Regions from separate parts of the Mus musculus genome. Here region 1 is linked to region 2. A link is a loop called in an ENCODE intact Hi-C map of the cell type or tissue named here. Cell type or tissue: gastrocnemius. All regions are shown on one strand. Each heading gives the region's core, and the rest is flanking DNA. Links, peaks and the distances in the headings are about the cores only. Region 1 overlaps Stambpl1 (STAM binding protein like 1). Region 2 holds the start of Ch25h (cholesterol 25-hydroxylase).

Region 1 (5,346 bases), core at 347-5,346, 230 kb after region 2:
GTACATGCCTTTAATTCCAGTACTAGGGAAGCAAAGGCAAGCGAATCTCTATGAGTTTGAGGCCAGTTTGTTCTATATAGCAAGTTCAGGCCAGCCAAGGACCTGTGTTTAAAACAAAACCAAAACTGAAAACAAACAAAACACTTTATCCAAGTAGGAGAGACACTTTACTGACAGTTGCACCATTCAAACTTGGGTGTTGGGAACATAAAGGAACAATGGCAGAGAGATGAACCTGCTCAGACCCATGGCCCTGGCCCTACCTCTTACCAGGCATCGGAAGGCCTGGCTCCTTACTCAAGCCAATTATAGCAGAATATCTATCCAGCCACTGGCGTTATCATGTTGCAATCTCACCCCAGAATCGCTGCAGCTGAACCTCCTCCTTTAGACAAGAGCCAGGAGGATGGTATGGAGCACAAGAAGGGCCTTTAGTCTCTTGAGTGGTAGTTTCTAGTTCATGATGCCTGCCAGCCTCACCCAGGAGATGTGGTAGTTTCTAGTTCATGATGCCTGCCAGCCTCACCCAGGAGATGACCACGTAGCTGGGCCAACTTGATTTTCCATGTGTAGCTTGAGTTTTACCCAGCATCCAAGGATCACTGCCTGTGTCTCTTTTCCAGGGATGGAGTCAGCGGGCATCCACGAAACCACCTATAACAGCATCATGAAGTGTGATATTGACATCAGGAAGGATCTCTATGCTAACAACGTCCTGTCAGGGGGTACCACCATGTACCCAGGCATTGCTGACAGGATGCAGAAGGAGATCACAGCCCTCGCACCCAGCACCATGAAGATCAAGGTACCACACTAAGACCCTCTGACTCAGAAAGCAGCAGGAGGGGCATTTCTAGAACAGCCACAAGCTAAGAGGCAGTTTAACAGGCTCTCTGTTCTTTCCAAAGGGAATGAGGCCAAGGTGACAGTGGGTTAGATTTTAACACTACCACTTAAAATGGGCCCTGAGGAGTCCTGTCCTGGGTCTATAGGGAGTGAGCCACTGCTTCCTGAAGAGCCTGTGCTCCTTCCTGTGCATGTCAGAGCAGCTCAAGTCCCCCTCCTTCCATACCTAGCTGAGCATGCTGCCAACTCTATGTACTTGGGGTTTGAGAACAGACAGGCTGCATCTAGTAGGAGTTAGGCAAGCCTCAATTCTCCAAACCTTACTTCTGAGATGGAAATGAATGTGAAACTCAGGGGTCCAGTATGGTCAGAGAACACAGACACCCAGTAAAAGCTCAGGTCACCAAGATGGTACATTCATAAAATGAGCCTGGGTACAACGTTCTGGAAATCTAAAATTATCACCAAACCCCCTCACTATGGAAAAACAAAAATGTGTACCTTCAAAGCAAAACTCCTCTGAGGGCCAGTTTTGAAATTAAACCTGCTATTGATACAGCCACTAGCGAGCATCACTGACAGTCCCCTGAGCCAGTATCTTCATCTGCAACTTGAACATCACTGGATACCTACCCTTCAGAATTATTATAGAAGTTAAGTAAGCTAGAACCTGTCGAACCCTTGGCACAGGGCACAGTGAGAGCTTGGTGAAGGAGGAAAGATTAAATGTTGAACCAGAGCTTGCAGACAGAGACAAAGTAAGCCCCTGGCTAGCATGTGCAAACACTTTATTTACTAGAGCATCCTCTGCTACTCAAGAAACTAAGACTAGAGTGGAATTTGGTGTTGCTTGGCTCTATGTTTGAGTTGCTGCAACAGAGAAATCCCTTGTCTGATACTCTGCACAACGCCTCCGCCATTCACTCGTACAAAACACAAAACAAAACAAAAAGTGGGCATGATCTGGTATGTAAGATCTGTACTCTGAATAAGGCCAGCATGACAGGAGATACACCGGAATGGGAACTCTGAGCCCTCTGTGTTGGGCGGTGCTTATGGTCAGGACATCAGAAAGCAGTGGCCAGTTTAATCAGGTGGAAGATTACTTGCACAGAAAGTTCAGGAACAATCGTCTTTGCACACAGTAGGACTTCTGTAGAACGTGCAGCGCCTGCTGAGGTCAGCTCTGGAATCAAGAGATTTTGTCAGGGTTTTTACAAAGGGGCCCCGTGTGGGCTCTAGGGCCAGTTTGGGTTTGCCCAATAAAGGGATAAAGGAATTAGGGATGGTTTGGCATAGATTTCATAGGGGGAAAAAAACAGAAAAATCAATGGGCTCACTGGGGAAACACTCCAACTTCCACAAACCCATCCCCTCATAGAGAACAATGTCCTCGTTTTCCAGGAAGGGACAGCACAAGGCACGTCTGCTAGGCACTAATATTCTTCCCTTCTTACCCTGACAGATCATTGCCCCTCCAGAACGCAAGTACTCTGTCTGGATCGGTGGCTCCATCCTGGCTTCGCTGTCTACCTTCCAGCAGATGTGGATCAGCAAACAGGAATACGACGAAGCTGGGCCCTCCATCGTCCACCGCAAATGCTTCTAAGTCCCCCCTGCTCTGCCTCTAGCACACAACTGTGAACGTTTTGTGGATCAGCGCCTCCAGTTCCTTTCCAAATCATTCCTGCCCAAAGCTTTGATTTGTTACTCGTGGTTTTTTTAAAAATAAATCAGACATGTGCTACCCTTAACTTGTAGCCCTGGCCTAGCAACACTGATTCAATTGTGTTTCTGTTAGGTGAGAATCATTTATTATAGGGTGGCCCCCTCTAGTGGTCAGGAATAGATGTGACACAACTAGAAAAGTATATTCCCAGGCATGGATGGCATCAATCACTTCAACAGAGGAAGGTCCACTTAAATGATGTAAACGGGGTATTTGAGAGCGTATAGGACTTGTATAGATTACATATAATAATATATATTAGTACCAATAGGAAAAATCGACACTGACTTCACAGCTAGAGTGACTATTTTACTTTATACATACAGGTGACCAGATAGGTAAAAAACAATTTTACGTGTATTTAAAATTTGGCAAGTAATATGGTTTTATTAAAATCACATCTTTTGTATTAAAGCATACACACGTGCATGGATATGCATGCGTGACTTTTAACTTGCATCAAGCCTTGCGTATTATTTAACTTTAACGTTCATCAAACTTGGCATATTTAAGGAAATAATTTTTTAGTTAGTTTTTAAAAAGCACACACCTTTTAGAACCCAAGAAGCTATTTAAAAAGTCTCACTATGCACCTGGATCATTGCTTCCTCCTCCTCCTTTGGCCAACATCCAGGAAAAAATGCAGTAGATATAGTTACAGTAAGAGGAAGGGGGAAAACGGCAGTACTTCCAAGGACTTGTCATACCATGCATCGTACACAAGACTCTCACACGTCATCACTACTATGTGCAGATGGTGTTATCATCAGTCATCAGATGAGGAAGCCAAGGGTGTCCCCAAAAATGCAGTTACTTCCATAGACAGCTAAAGACTTGAACAGTTCCTTTGCCTATCAGAATGGGAACTACAGAGGTTTATTTGAGTTTTTTTTTTTTTTTTTTTTTTGGTTGTTTGGTTGGTTGGGTTTTTGTGTGTTTTTTAATACCAGACATATTAGGGCTGGAGAATTGGATCTGTGGTTAAGGATACTGGCTGTTCTTGCAGAAGACCTGGCCTCTACTCCTAGTACCCTCATGGTAGCTTGCACCTGCTTGGCTGTGACTCAGGTCCCAGGGGATCCAGATCCCTTCTCTGACCTTTGCTGGCACCAGGCATGCATGTGGTACACACATAGACATGCAGGTAAAACAGTCAAGCATATAAAAATAATAAAATAAGTTAATTAAATGAATAAAATGTGACAACCGGACAGCTTGTTATTTGCAGCACAATTTATTTCCGATGGCATCACTTGGGTATATTAATAGGTATAGGCTGAACACCACGTGGCCTCGTTTGAGACGCAGCAACCCAAAAAAAAAAAAAAAAGGAAACTTCAAAATGTGCAAGAACAATAAATATCAAAGTTTTGGTCTAAAATATATAAATATAAAATATCAGTCACTTCTGAAAACATCATAAGAAATTCGGCAGTCACACACGTCCACAGATGGTCTTACAGTTAGGGCATGTCACCTCAGATCCAACACAGTTGTTTTTATGTCCTTTACTAACACATGGCTGCATATCTAGAAAAGGAAACAAAAAACAACAACAGTGTTACATAATAACATTTACTGTGTGGTTTTCTCTCAGGAACGTATATACATCGCTTCACTTTTTTTCCCTGAATTTTATCACTATTGCTGAATTTGGTTAGGGTCGACATAACATAAACATCTATGAGAATAATTTGTGCTGCCTAGTCACACTGAACATCATGGAGATAATCGCTGCTGGTGATCCAGGCATGCTGCAGCACACCTTTAATCATAGCTCTGAGGAGGCAGAGGCAGAGGCAGGTTGGTATCTCTGAATTTGAGGGCAGTGTGGTCTGTACAGTGAGTTTCAAGGCTACATAGAAAGTCCCTGTCTCAGTAATAATGATAATCGATGATGATGATGATAATATACAACAATGATCATCCATGATGTCTACTCACACTGAACAGCTTGGGGTCCTTGGTGTGAGGATGGAAGCCCTTCTTTTTACAAGTAGAAACCTCAAGCATGCCAGCGTTGGTGAGCCTGAAAATGCCGGTGCTAAATAAGAGGTAGAAAAGAAGCACAAAGTTAAGGACCATCCGGGAAGACACAAACACGGACCTCCCTCCAACAGGAAAGAGGAAGAAGACACACACTAGGAACTGCACCATGGCTCTCACAAGAAAGGTTAGAAACATTGATCTCCAAGTACCTAGAGGACCTGGAAGGTACAGGCAGCTGAACTGTTGGGACCTCATATGGGAGGCCACACCTGTGTCCTCCACCCGAGTAGACAGTTTTAATTCCTGTAATAGTTTCAGTGTTCTTTATGTCAACCACCAGGTGTGTGGCAGTGTGAGACACTACAATCAACACATCACAGAAACTATCATCTACTGTCTTCTTTCTTTGCATCAATCCAAGACAGGTAAGGAGGAAGGAGGAAGGGGCTGGGATCACAGTGGTCAATGTTCAGGTAGATTCAGCCTCAGTAAATGATCATCTGATTCTTATGATTATAATTACTTTGTAAACTGAAGTCTTCCAGACAATGAAAAGCTATTGCTGTCTTAAAAGATGTATAACACAAGAGCAAATGGCTGAACTTGTTAATTGGGGAGAGTGAGAATGTTGCAGATTCAAATACGGGAGAGCTTTCTTGTCCCACTTACTCTTTATGCTTTGGGGAACACACAATGGCAATGGCCTCTGGCAACATAAGCTGGTAGGAGCAGTGAGTGTGGAGATCCACACTGGACAGGAATGCCGTTTGCGTGGGGTGTGT
Region 2 (5,380 bases), core at 106-5,105:
CATGAGTCAGCCAGCTTTCTCCTTTAGCATGGGAATCAGAGACTAATGGCTGGTCGGTCCTAGTGAGTAAACGTTTATATTACAGCATCCTAAACGTCCCTCATCTCTAGCAGGTCTGGTTAGCAGACTATCTTTGGGGTATTTTGAAGGCAGCAAGCACGCCTTTAGCTAAATTCCACTTGAGTGACTTCGTGTTTCCTATACAAATCCCTTTTCATGCCCATTCTAGCTCTTTGGTGTAGTCTTGTACATCAATAGGATGTGGAGTCCTTTAGTTTATGGCCAGGAGTGCATAGCTGGGCTATATGCTAGTTTTATTTTGAGACAACCCCACGCTGGTTTCCATAATGGCTGTAATGAGTCTTATAAAATTGTTTTTATTTTTATTTTTTTCTGAGGCTGCTATACAGTTCACAGCTACAGTTTAGAGGCCCTAGAGAATGAATGAAGAGCGTGCACCTCCTCTAACAGTGATAACTCTGGAACATCTACCAAATGGGAAGAGCCTGAATCATGAACTTACCTATTGTGTATGTATGTTTTCTCTCTATAAAATGAACCTGTTTATTATAACACACACACACACACACACACACACACACACACACACACACACCCTGGGTATATGTTGGACCCATTTATTGTACCATATTTTTACCATATGTGTTTGTTTTTTATATCCTTTTATCTTTTCTTCATGTTAAAAAAAACCTTAACTATTTGCATTTAATTCCAAATATCTTAGTGGTTACCTGTGAAATACAAAGTTAAAGTGATTGTGTGCCTTATTTCCTTTGGTATGTGCTGAGGCCTTAGATAGAGAGCTGTGAAGCCACAGTTATGGGGTACTTCCTGACAAATGTGGGAGCCAGTTCTTGATGAGTGTGAATCACAAGTAACAGTCTTGTGCAGGCAAAAGTTACAGTCCATCCCCTCCCCCTCCCCCCCCCCAGGGGGGACTGGCAGCAGGCTCCTAGAGCTACAATCCCTGTTTTCTTTGGAAAATAACACAAGAAACACAAGCTTGTATAAGACTATGTTAGCTTCCAGCAGAGAAAAGCAGCTGTAAAGACACAAATTCAAGAAGGAAACCCTGGGAGAATGGCCCCTGGCTTTCCTCTGGGATCTTCTGTGCCGTGTATCCGCTACCCGGGGCTGATTTCTGTGCTCCACTCTCTAGGGCACTCTCCTTGGATATAGTACTGACCTCCTGTGCTCAGTCCCTGGACGATCAGTCCCAGTGTCTGAAAGGGTATCCAGGAGTTGAGGAGTAGGGAACAACTGAGGGTTGGTAAAAGTCGGAGCCTGAGGGACCTCTAAGGAAATGGCAGGGGAGATGAGACATGTTCCGGGAGGCTATGAGATTGCTCAGATCTTCTTCTCCACTGGCCTTTGCGGTTTGGCCCAATCGAGTGAGCCTTTACGGGTGTTAAGCCTCCGTTCTCCAACCCAGAGCAAAGGCTGGCAGTGCTGCCCTCTTGACCGCTGTCTTGCAGGATCTGATCTCTGCTCTTGACACCGCGGGCTTTAAGGGCACCAGAGCGGGAGAGTCGTCCGCGCCAAAAGGCTGCGAGCCTGACTGCTCTTTTTTGGAGGATGCCAGGTTCCCTCTCCTACAGGACTCAATCCCTGTCTGCAACGGACCCAGTACCAGCACTGTGGCGTGAGGTACGCACACTCAGAGTCCCCCAAGGTGTAGAATAAGTCTTTAAACAGTCAAAAACAGATATTTTAAAACCCAGGGAATTCTGCTTTGGTTGAGAAACAGCGCCTTCTGAGAGCGAAGAACTCATTAGTTTTTAGCGGTGATGGCGGGTGAACTGTCCCAAGGCAGAATCGCTCTCTCCTGTGTCATTAGTACATCAGCTGAAAGGCAAGCAAACAGTTCTTTACGTCTGGGAAAGGGCTTTAAGGGCCGCTGCTTGCGTGAAGGGGAGATTTGATGCAGCTATAAACCAGGACATAGACAGGAACAAAATTCGGGTTATTTAAGCAAAATTCTTTAGCAGGGAAAGGGAGGTGGGAAGGAGACGGAAGGGTGACGTCACTGGGGGGAGTGGCCACAGTCTTAAGAAAAGTCGGCGGGGCTGGGGAGACCACAATTGTGGGACATAGTCTCAGCATGGGCTGCTACAACGGTTCGGAGCTCCAAGACCTGGGCTGTTCCAGCCAGCTGCTCCTGCAGCCCCTCTGGGACACCATAAGGACAAGGGAGGCGTTCACGCGCTCACCCATCTTCCCAGTCACCTTTTCTATCATCACTTACGTGGGCTTCTGCCTACCGTTCGTGGTGCTGGACGTCCTGTATCCCTGGGTCCCCATCCTGCGACGCTACAAGATCCACCCGGACTTCTCGCCTTCCGTAAAGCAGCTTCTGCCTTGCCTGGGGCTGACACTCTACCAGCACCTGGTGTTCGTGTTCCCGGTGACGCTGCTGCACTGGGTGCGCAGCCCGGCGCTCCTCCCCCAGGAGGCCCCTGAGCTCGTCCAGCTCCTAAGTCACGTCCTGATCTGCCTGCTGCTCTTCGACACCGAGATCTTCGCGTGGCACCTGCTGCACCATAAGGTGCCCTGGCTGTACCGCACCTTCCACAAGGTGCATCACCAGAACTCGTCCTCCTTCGCGCTGGCGACCCAATACATGAGCTTCTGGGAGCTGCTTTCGCTGACCTTCTTCGACGTGCTGAACGTCGCGGTGCTTCGGTGTCACCCACTCACCATCTTTACCTTTCACGTGATTAACATCTGGCTGTCGGTGGAGGACCACTCGGGCTATGACTTCCCGTGGTCCACTCACAGACTTGTGCCCTTTGGCTGGTACGGGGGCGTGGCTCACCACGACATGCATCACTCTCAGTTTAACTGCAATTTTGCTCCTTACTTCACACACTGGGACAAAATGCTGGGCACTCTGCGGTCCGCGCCCCTGCCAGAGAGCCTTTGCGCCTGCGGTGAGCGCTGCGTGAACTCCAGAGAGCGATGCGCTGTACACTTGATCCAGAAGAAGAAACAGACTTGAGTTACTTTATTAGAAGTTTGTAACTTTTAAAGTGATGCACACTGCTATAAAATCTAATGTTGTTTCTGCAGCCTGACAAAGTAATTTATATAATGTTTCTATGTGAATTTAATTGTGGTCTTGGTGTTAAATTTCAACTTATCCCAGTGTCATTGACTCCAGGACACAAGGTAGACATTCAGCGTGGTGTATTTGAATCATTATGATCTCTGAAATGATTTGTTTCTAGAACCAAGACTTTCCTATGTATGAAATCGCACTGGAACTGGGCTCTAACCTCACATGTTGAGAGAAGACCTGATTTCTGACTCTTTAAATAATCAAATTTGTTCCTGCTGGGCAGTGACCAAGGTTATAGTATATTTTTTCTACTTTTGAATGAAATGATATATTTATATTGAAAAAAGTTTTATTTGTATTTTAAAAATAAAAAGAACATGAACTAAACAAGCATTAGCTCCTGGTGGGCCTGATGAATTAAAAAAAAAACTAAAAAGGAAGTGTGTGTGTGTGTGTGTGTGTGTGTGTGTGTGTGTGTGTGTGTGTGTCTGTGGCTTCTCAGTGTTCTTTGAAGCATCTACCAGTCTTGCCATGGCAAGAGCAATTTGGTGTCAGGTATTGGGCAGGGGGGCTAGGGAGTAACTTTGGGAAGAAGGCTAGGGGCTAGCTGACTGCTTATTCACACTGCTTTTTGTCTGGTTTTGACATAAGAAGCACGTGAAAAACTTGCTCTGTAGGTTACTTTTCTAGGGGATTAAGACCAGTCTCTTCTGTATTGTTGGAGTGCTATGCGTAGGGTAACTTAGAATCAGAGTAACGCCTTGATAAGCCAAGTTAGTGCATTAGGGAAGCTGATAAACTAAGCTCCATTTTAAGGTAGAGTCTATTCTTGGCTAGCACAACTGACCCTTAAAAGGCTGCCCCTGCAGCCTGGAGTTTTCCTATAGTTTATTTTCTTAATGAAGACACACATGCCAAGCATATAGCCTCTTCTTAACAGAGGGTGAGAGTAACTTTCAGTCTTAGACTTCCCGTTTTGTCTTCTGCAAAAGGAGATAGTATGAAAATAGTATGAAAAGGAGGAGGTGAAAATTAATATCAAGACAAAAGGAAGGGACAGCTGGGCTGCTCAGTAATAGAAATTATTGGCTAGGCAGATGTTGCCATCAAATGTCTCATGTAACTGCAGCTTAGTTACTTTAATGATAAATTGAGAGTATTGATCCCAAAGGCTAACGTTAAAAAGGAAGATGTCAGAAGTCAAGGTTACAGATTTGCATAGCATTGTGGGCTCAGCATATATGAACCTAAATGTTCTTATTAAGGAGTTTTTAAAAAGCATCTAAAGATCTGTTCTCCATTGTCTGTTAAAGGGATTCCTGGGAACTATCTTAAATCTTTCCCGTTACCCAGCTGCTGTGGTATCTGGTGTCTGCTGATTGTGTCAGGTATGCTCAGAGGTGTTTTCCTGGCTCCTGAACTGAAGTTACCACATCCCTTGTCTGCAACTGTATCAGACTGGGACAGAAAGATCTTATTTATAAAAACATGAACTTCCCAGAAAGCAGAAGAGGAGTCCAAGGAGGGGCCCTGCACTAGACATGCTCCATCACCTCGGTCATATGCACAGTGAGTGGAGAAAGAGGATAATAATCAGGCAGATGTGGAGTACTGAGTGCAGCTGTTATTAAGGTGAAGAGCTCTAGACACCCAAAGCCAGCCAGGCGGTATAATAACAATTTATCTCAGCTCAAGGTCAGAGTCTGTAACAATGTTTCGTGTCACCTTGCCCTAAAAGGGAAATGAGATGAGGCAATCCAACACATGGAAAGTGTTCGATTTAGAAACACTTTCTCCAAGTCCCAAGTCAGTAGCTGATGCCTTGTTCAGAAAGATGAGAGACTTTAGATAGGTGAAAGGCCGCATGACAAAGGCTAACAGGTCACATTTGTATGTCTTTTTTTTTTTTTTTCTTCACTCTTTGTCTCACTTACTCTTTGAAACACCACCATAAGGGATGTAGTTATCTTCCTCAGCAGCATCACACATTAGGCATGGAGGATTGGTCCCATGGTTTAGTATCTATTTCCAAGTAGGAGTAAAATAGGCATTATCAAATCCAAAGAGATGGTTTCTCATGTCCTTAGTTGGGTTTATTTATTGCGGTGTGTGTGTGTTTCTTTTTTAACTTTCATCCTAGCTTGGCATTAGTGAGGCTTCCCTAAAACATTTACTTCCCAATTTTCTGGCTGTTTCTTTTCTTTTTAGTGACTCACCACAACATGAAAGAAAGCCACAGGCACTTGGGTTTTTTAATCTTAAAAATTTGTCTCAGGGCTAGAAAGATGACTCAGCAGTTAA

The links. A loop is a pair of places that touch in the nucleus more often than their neighbours do. Peaks named below come from ENCODE experiments on the same cell type or tissue, not always from the same donor. Only the 100,000 strongest peaks of a DNase experiment are listed, where the experiment ranks them.
Region 1: it touches region 2 in a loop (2.2-fold over the local background); 32 of 42 quality-filtered maps call a loop at or near these places.

The regions. Positions count from the first base shown.
Region 1 is chr19:34,238,776-34,244,121 of GRCm38, reverse strand. It overlaps Stambpl1 (STAM binding protein like 1), which reads right to left. Exons shown (of 11, transcript NM_029682.5): 9 at 5,234-5,346; 10 at 4,520-4,619; 11 at 3,789-4,105. The coding sequence ends at 4,049. Acta2 (actin, alpha 2, smooth muscle, aorta) reads left to right here. Exons shown (of 9, transcript NM_007392.3): 8 at 624-805; 9 at 2,312-3,786. The coding sequence ends at 2,455. Among named protein-coding and RNA genes, the nearest start is that of Acta2, 14 kb to the left of the region's middle. In gastrocnemius, for the core only: a CTCF peak has its summit at 2,691 (motif pointing left); no DNase peak of the experiment used is centred there; H3K27ac peaks cover 120 bases.
Region 2 is chr19:34,471,869-34,477,248 of GRCm38, reverse strand. It overlaps Ch25h (cholesterol 25-hydroxylase), which reads left to right and starts at 2,101. Exons shown (of 1, transcript NM_009890.2): 1 at 2,101-3,466. The coding sequence starts at 2,123. The coding sequence ends at 3,019. In gastrocnemius, for the core only: no CTCF peak of the experiment used is centred there; DNase peaks (open chromatin) are centred at 1,532, 2,093, 2,492 and 2,853; H3K4me3 peaks cover 2,011 bases; H3K27ac peaks cover 1,113 bases.